Regions from separate parts of the Homo sapiens genome. Here region 1 is linked to region 2. A link is an interaction called in ENCODE POLR2A ChIA-PET data of the cell type or tissue named here. Cell type or tissue: B cell. All regions are shown on one strand. Links, peaks and the distances in the headings refer to the core of each region. The heading gives the core; the rest is flanking DNA. Region 1 overlaps VPS13C (vacuolar protein sorting 13 homolog C). Region 2 overlaps VPS13C (vacuolar protein sorting 13 homolog C).

What was found. Peaks named below come from ENCODE experiments on the same cell type or tissue, not always from the same donor. Only the 100,000 strongest peaks of a DNase experiment are listed, where the experiment ranks them.
Region 1: POLR2A ChIA-PET joins it to region 2 with 5 read pairs; 3 of 35 experiments call an interaction of 5 or more read pairs at or near these places.

Annotation. Positions count from the first base shown.
Region 1 is chr15:61,951,615-61,954,548 of GRCh38, reverse strand. It overlaps VPS13C (vacuolar protein sorting 13 homolog C), which reads left to right. Exons shown (of 85, transcript NM_020821.3): 38 at 1-128; 39 at 2,569-2,725. Among named protein-coding and RNA genes, the nearest start is that of VPS13C, 110 kb to the left of the region's middle. In B cell, for the core only: no CTCF peak of the experiment used is centred there; no DNase peak of the experiment used is centred there; H3K27ac peaks cover 263 bases.
Region 2 is chr15:61,877,365-61,880,298 of GRCh38, reverse strand. It overlaps VPS13C (vacuolar protein sorting 13 homolog C), which reads left to right. Exons shown (of 85, transcript NM_020821.3): 74 at 1,553-1,692. It overlaps LOC124903501 (a long non-coding RNA gene), which reads right to left. Exons shown (of 3, transcript XR_007064668.1): 3 at 806-949. Among named protein-coding and RNA genes, the nearest start is that of LINC02349, 150 kb to the right of the region's middle. In B cell, for the core only: no CTCF peak of the experiment used is centred there; no DNase peak of the experiment used is centred there.

The sequences.
Region 1 (2,934 bases), core at 139-2,638, 74 kb before region 2:
TTAAAGAGCCCCTTGAAATCTCTATATCACAAGATGTACATGATTCAAAAAATACTTTAACAACTGGAGTGGAAGAAATTAGGTCTGTAGACATCATTAATATGCTGCTGAATTTTGAAATTAAAGAGGTGTGTAATTTTCATCTGTTTTTGTAAAGTGAGGTGAATAAGTAATGGATATTGGAATTACCTCTACTAAACTTACAGATAATTGATACTGATGAAAAAAATCTATGTGGGCTGTTCACATGTAGCAGTGATGTTTTAAAAATTGAAAGTTTGTTAAGGATTTGGGAGTTTATAATATTTCATAGAGAAAATGACAGCATGTTGTATAACATGCTTTTTAATGATTTTAGGACAGTTGGAATGTCACTTGCTTTGGATGTCATATAAGAAATGCAGGAAAGGACAATAGTGTCAGATAAATTCTTTTCAAATGTTAGAAACTCTTGATAGAATAAAACACAATATGCCTGCATTTTAAAAAAAAGTTACATTACTAATATGTTTGCCATCTGCATACTCTTGAGGAAAGATGAAATACATTTTCTTCTTTATTCACCCATCCAACAAATATTTATTGTATATGCCCAGTGACAAGGATAGAGGTAAAAGGCGTAGAGTCTGAACTCATGCAGGAAAACTGTTAACATTTTTGTAATTATTTCACGAAAACTCTGCTGAGGATACTAATTGGAGCTTGGGGTGCTGATGGTAGGGAGGGGGCATTTAAGCAAACTGAGAGGGTCATAAAAGATTTTCCAGAGGAGGAGACATTTCAATGAAGTTTTTAAAGAGAAATAAGAAAGGACTATAAATCATGCTGCTATAAAGACACATGCACATGTATGTTTATTGCGGCACTATTCACAATAGCAAAGACTTGGAACCAACCCAAATGTCCAACAGTGATAGACTGGATTAAGAAAATGTGGCACATATACACCATGGAATACTATGCAGCCATAAAAAATGATGAGTTCATGTCCTTTTTAGGGACATGGATGAAATTGGAAATCATCATTCTCAGTAACTGTCGCAAGAACAAAAAACCAAACACCACATATTCTCACTCATAGGTGGGAATTGAACAATGAGGACACATGGACACAGGAAGGGGAACATCACATTCTGGGGACTGTTATGGGGTCGGGGGAGGGGGGAGGGATAGCTTTAGGAGATATACCTAATGCTAAATGATGAGTTAATGGGTGCAGCACACCAGCATGGCACATGTATACATATATAACTAACCTGCGCATTGTGCACATGTACCCTAAAACTTAAAGTATAATAATAATAAAATAAAATAAAATAAATTAAAAAAAATTGTCTGAGAAAAGGGATCAGGAAAGGGTCTGGGGCAAGGCAGAAAGAGGAACAGGCATAAAAGTGTGAGTATGTGAGAAAGCATAGTGGATACAGGGACTTGCAAGGACTTCCTCTAAGATCCGTTTTATCATTAAATAATTTTATAGAGGTTATGTTTTTGCTCTGAGCTAAAAATAATAAAGTTTTAAGTAGGCTGGTTGCAATGGCTTATGCCTGTAATCTCAGTACTCTGGGAGGCCAAGACTGGAGGATCGCTTGAGTTCAGGTATTTGAGACCAGCCTGGGCAACATAACAAGACCCCATCTCTACAAAAAAAAAAAGATTTTTTTTTTAATTAGTCAGTTGTGGTGGCATGTGCCTTTAGTCCTGGCTACTTGGGAAGCAGGAGGATCGCTTGAGCCCAGGAGGTCAAGACTGCAGTGAGCTCTGATTGTGCCACTGCACTCCAGCCTGGGTGACAGAGCAAGACCCTGTCTCTAACAATCAATCAGTCAATAAACAAACAAACAAACTTTTAAAGGAATGGGCTCTACTTTTTAGAATCTGAAATACATCCTTTGATGTTATATGTTAAACTTGGATGTTTTTCTGGTTAATATCAGAGTTAATGAAGGTTTTTAAGCCTTGGTAGTTGAAACATTGATAGATGAATCATTCTATTTGCAGATATACTTAACACACACACACAAACACACATACACACACACATATATAAAGTCCATAAGACCTTTTAAATATTCTTTGTAATATATATTATGATTGTTCTCCTCCCTTAGGACAATGATTGGGTTAAAGGGGAGCAGTTTGCATTGCTCCCAATGGATATTTGGCATTGTTTGAAAACATTTTCTGTTGCCATTATCTGGGGGGAGAATACTAATGACAACTGGTAGGTAGAGGCCAGGGATGCTGCCTCATATCCTACAGTGCATAAGACATTTCCCACCACAAAGAATTACCAGCTCAAAATGTTAATGGTGCCGAAGATGAAAGAGCTTGCCTTAGGAGTGGTGTAAAAATTGGCTGTTGGTCTTACAGACTTTCAGAAGAAAGGCTGTCCATCAGACTAGGAGTTCTGGGAATCATGCCAAACTGCAGGCACAAATAGAAGTACACATCTTAACATTGTGTGAATTTCTTCCTTATATCACTCTGGATACTTATTAAATTCTTGACTTACCTTCATTGCATATTGGTGAAATAGTTGGTGGTAATACTGGTACCGTTTTTTAGGTTGTGGTTACTTTGATGAAAAAATCAGAAAAGAAAGGAAGGCCTTTACATGAGCTAAATGTCCTGCAACTTGGAATGGAAGCTAAAGTTAAAACCTATGACATGACTGCTAAAGCTTATCTAAAAAAAATTAGTATGCAGTGCTTTGATTTCACTGGTAAGTGTGAAATATTGTCTGTGTAAATTATTCATTAGGCAGATGATCCCTACCTTTTTATCAACATTAAACATATTGATTTCTGTGCAATTGTGTTAATTTCCTAGTACATTAACTCAACTTTTCAAAAACAGTCCCTGGGTACAGTTCTAGGGGACCCATTTTGAAAAGCTGGGTTAATTTATTAGGAAATGTGATGTTTTATTTGT
Region 2 (2,934 bases), core at 194-2,693:
CTACTATCACTGTCTAAACAGAGAGCTATAATGGGTGCTGTAACCAGAATGTGAAAACGCTGAAGTAGGTACTATACTGTTGATGTGGTGTTTTTCCCCCCTTCCAAAATTTGCTTGTAACTAAGGGAGTGGAAAATTGGATACCTTTCACTTGCCTGATGTTGTACTTTATGAACCCATTTCTTTTTTCCCTTTTGTTGTTCTTTTTAGCTTTTATAGGAGAAGGTGACTGCTTAGTAAATTCTTAAATTCACAAATGCTATCAACCATAATGCTCTAAACTTGTGTAATGGGCCAGATTTATAATTAAGTAACTCTTTAAAATATTGATGATCCTTTACATTCTCAAAAACTGTTTACAGCACATTACTTTCAATTGCATTTACCAGTCCTTCAGCTAAATGAATGGATTTCTAAAATGGAATTATTATTTTAAATTGATCTATTAGTTTGGTGATATCAGACATACTGATAGTGTCAGGTTTAAAATTGATATTGTTTTATGTGATAGGTAATATACCATTTCTTTTTCACTTTTAAGTGAAAATCAGTTATTTGTGGGATTGAACAATACCTTAAACAAGTATTTACTGAATGCTTATTATGAAAGTTGCTGTGGAGGTATAAAACAGCTTCATGGATATTATATTCTAGGGGGATATTAATGATTGATAATTTACCTATTCGTGTTCTTAGGCACAGTGGGAATTGTGCCATGAAGTCTAATGGCAAAGATTATGAACAACAATTATTTTCATAGCCCATAAGTAACATTGCCCTAGGGAAGGGCTGGATTAATGTTTACCTGTGGTTACCTTTCCTGGATCCCAGCACTCCCAGACTCGTCATTTGGGCAGAGGGTCACATGAAAGAAAAAACTAACCACAGGCTTTCCTGGCGTTGCCCCAAGTCCACTTTACTTGAACTCTATATTGGTTAGTTAATATGCCTAGGAAATGACAAAATGAGAAAGGAAATTCATCTACTTTATTTACACATATTGAATTACTTTTTGCCTATGTCTTCTTGCACTATTGCACTAATGATGGTTCAGTTCAAAGTAGCAGCTAAATGAGAATCTGAAATCTCATGTTTAAATACTAAGTTGGAGGATCTGTGGAAGCTGAAAGCCTTATTATACTTTTAAAAACTTGACAGCTTGCTAACTTACCTTAATTGTCATGTTATTGTTATTATCTGTATTTTGACTGGCAGATTACTTGTGTGCCAGTTTACATGTTTTTCTTCTTAAAATGATTACGCCATTTTTGTAAAGTGTGTCGGTTTCCCTCATATGAATGCAATGGCATTTATATACATTGCATAAAATTAGAACTCTGTTTTTGGATCAGACTAATTTGTATTCTATCAAAAAGCAAAGAGAATCAAATGTAAGTGGGTTGTTCTGCTATAATGTGTGGTATCAAATAATAGCTTTCACTAGGACTCTAATCGAAAGACTTTTTTTGGTTTGTTTCTGGACTACCTGGATCCTAAATATGTAAATTTTTCACTTTTAGCTTTCATTTATTGAACATTATTTTTCTTTTAGTTGCATTTGAGTTTGTCTTTGGGTTCCGGAGGTGAAGAATCAGACAAAGAAAAACAGGAAATGTTTGCAGTTCATTCTGTCAACTTGCTGTTGAAAAGCATAGGTGCTACTCTGACTGATGTGGATGACCTTATATTCAAGTAAGACTTCTGTTAGAGTACATTGAGAAGCAGGTGTACCAAGGTCATGTTTCTAGACATTAATTCTCTCCACTTGTGCAATGTTAGCTTAGGAAAAGGATAACTTTACTACTTATATTTGGAGAATTTGGTTCATTTGTGATTATACTCTTTAGGAATGCTTATTGTATTCATAATGATAAGGTGTAGAGTCTTGTTTTTTGTTTTTTTTGATTACTCATATCTAGATAATACATGGATGTAGAATAATAATTGAATTTTTTAGTCATATATTATAAATTAACCATATTTTAAAACATAATTATATTTAGAGATATGTAATGCTAGATACATATGCATTAAATAAATTGTTATTGAATTGAAATTCAACAATGGTATTGGAACAAGTAGTTATCTGGGTGAAAAAAAATTCCCTGTAGATCATTTTTACCTTACATGTACACTACTAAATTTCAGAGGAAACGAATGATAAAATATAAAACCTAAACTGAAAAGACAAAAAAAGTCCAATCTCTGAATAGAGGAGGTCTTTCTAAGTTTAAAAGCAGTGGAAAACATTTCAATGGAAAATAAAAGATACATTTAACCACATAAAAATCAAATACTTTACAACAAAATCAATGAAAATAATTAAAAAACAAAAGCCTGGGAAAATATAATGACAGAGAAAGGACTGTTATCTTAATATTAAACATTGAGAAGAAAAACCTAGATTCTAACGGTATAATGGCCAGAGAACAATAGGAGATAATTCGCAAAAGGGAAAACACAGTGATGGCGTTATTATTTATCAAAGAATACATGCAAATTAAAGCAAATTATCAAAGATTTTAAAATATGAGCGATTCTATTTTAAAATCCTATTTAATACTAGTCAGGGGTGGTTCTAAGAAATAGGTACTTTTTAAATACTGTTGGTATAAGTGGAAAACTGCATTTGTTAGGAGCCTTCAATGTTTTGTTGCTTTTCACTCAGTAGTTCTCTTTTTGGAAATTCTTTCCAAAAAGTAATCTAACCTTGAAGTTCAACCAAAGAGTTATATTCAACATACGCATGGCATCATTAATTATTTTAGCAAAAATTGGAAATGTCTGACAGTGGAAGAATTGTTTGTTACGACACTGCCACATGGTAGCATGCTATGCATCCGTTAAAAATGGTTATGTCAAGTTTTAAATAACATAGAGAAATACTTTTCCACAGTGTTGAGTGTAAACAGGGCATACAAAATGTTTTAAACA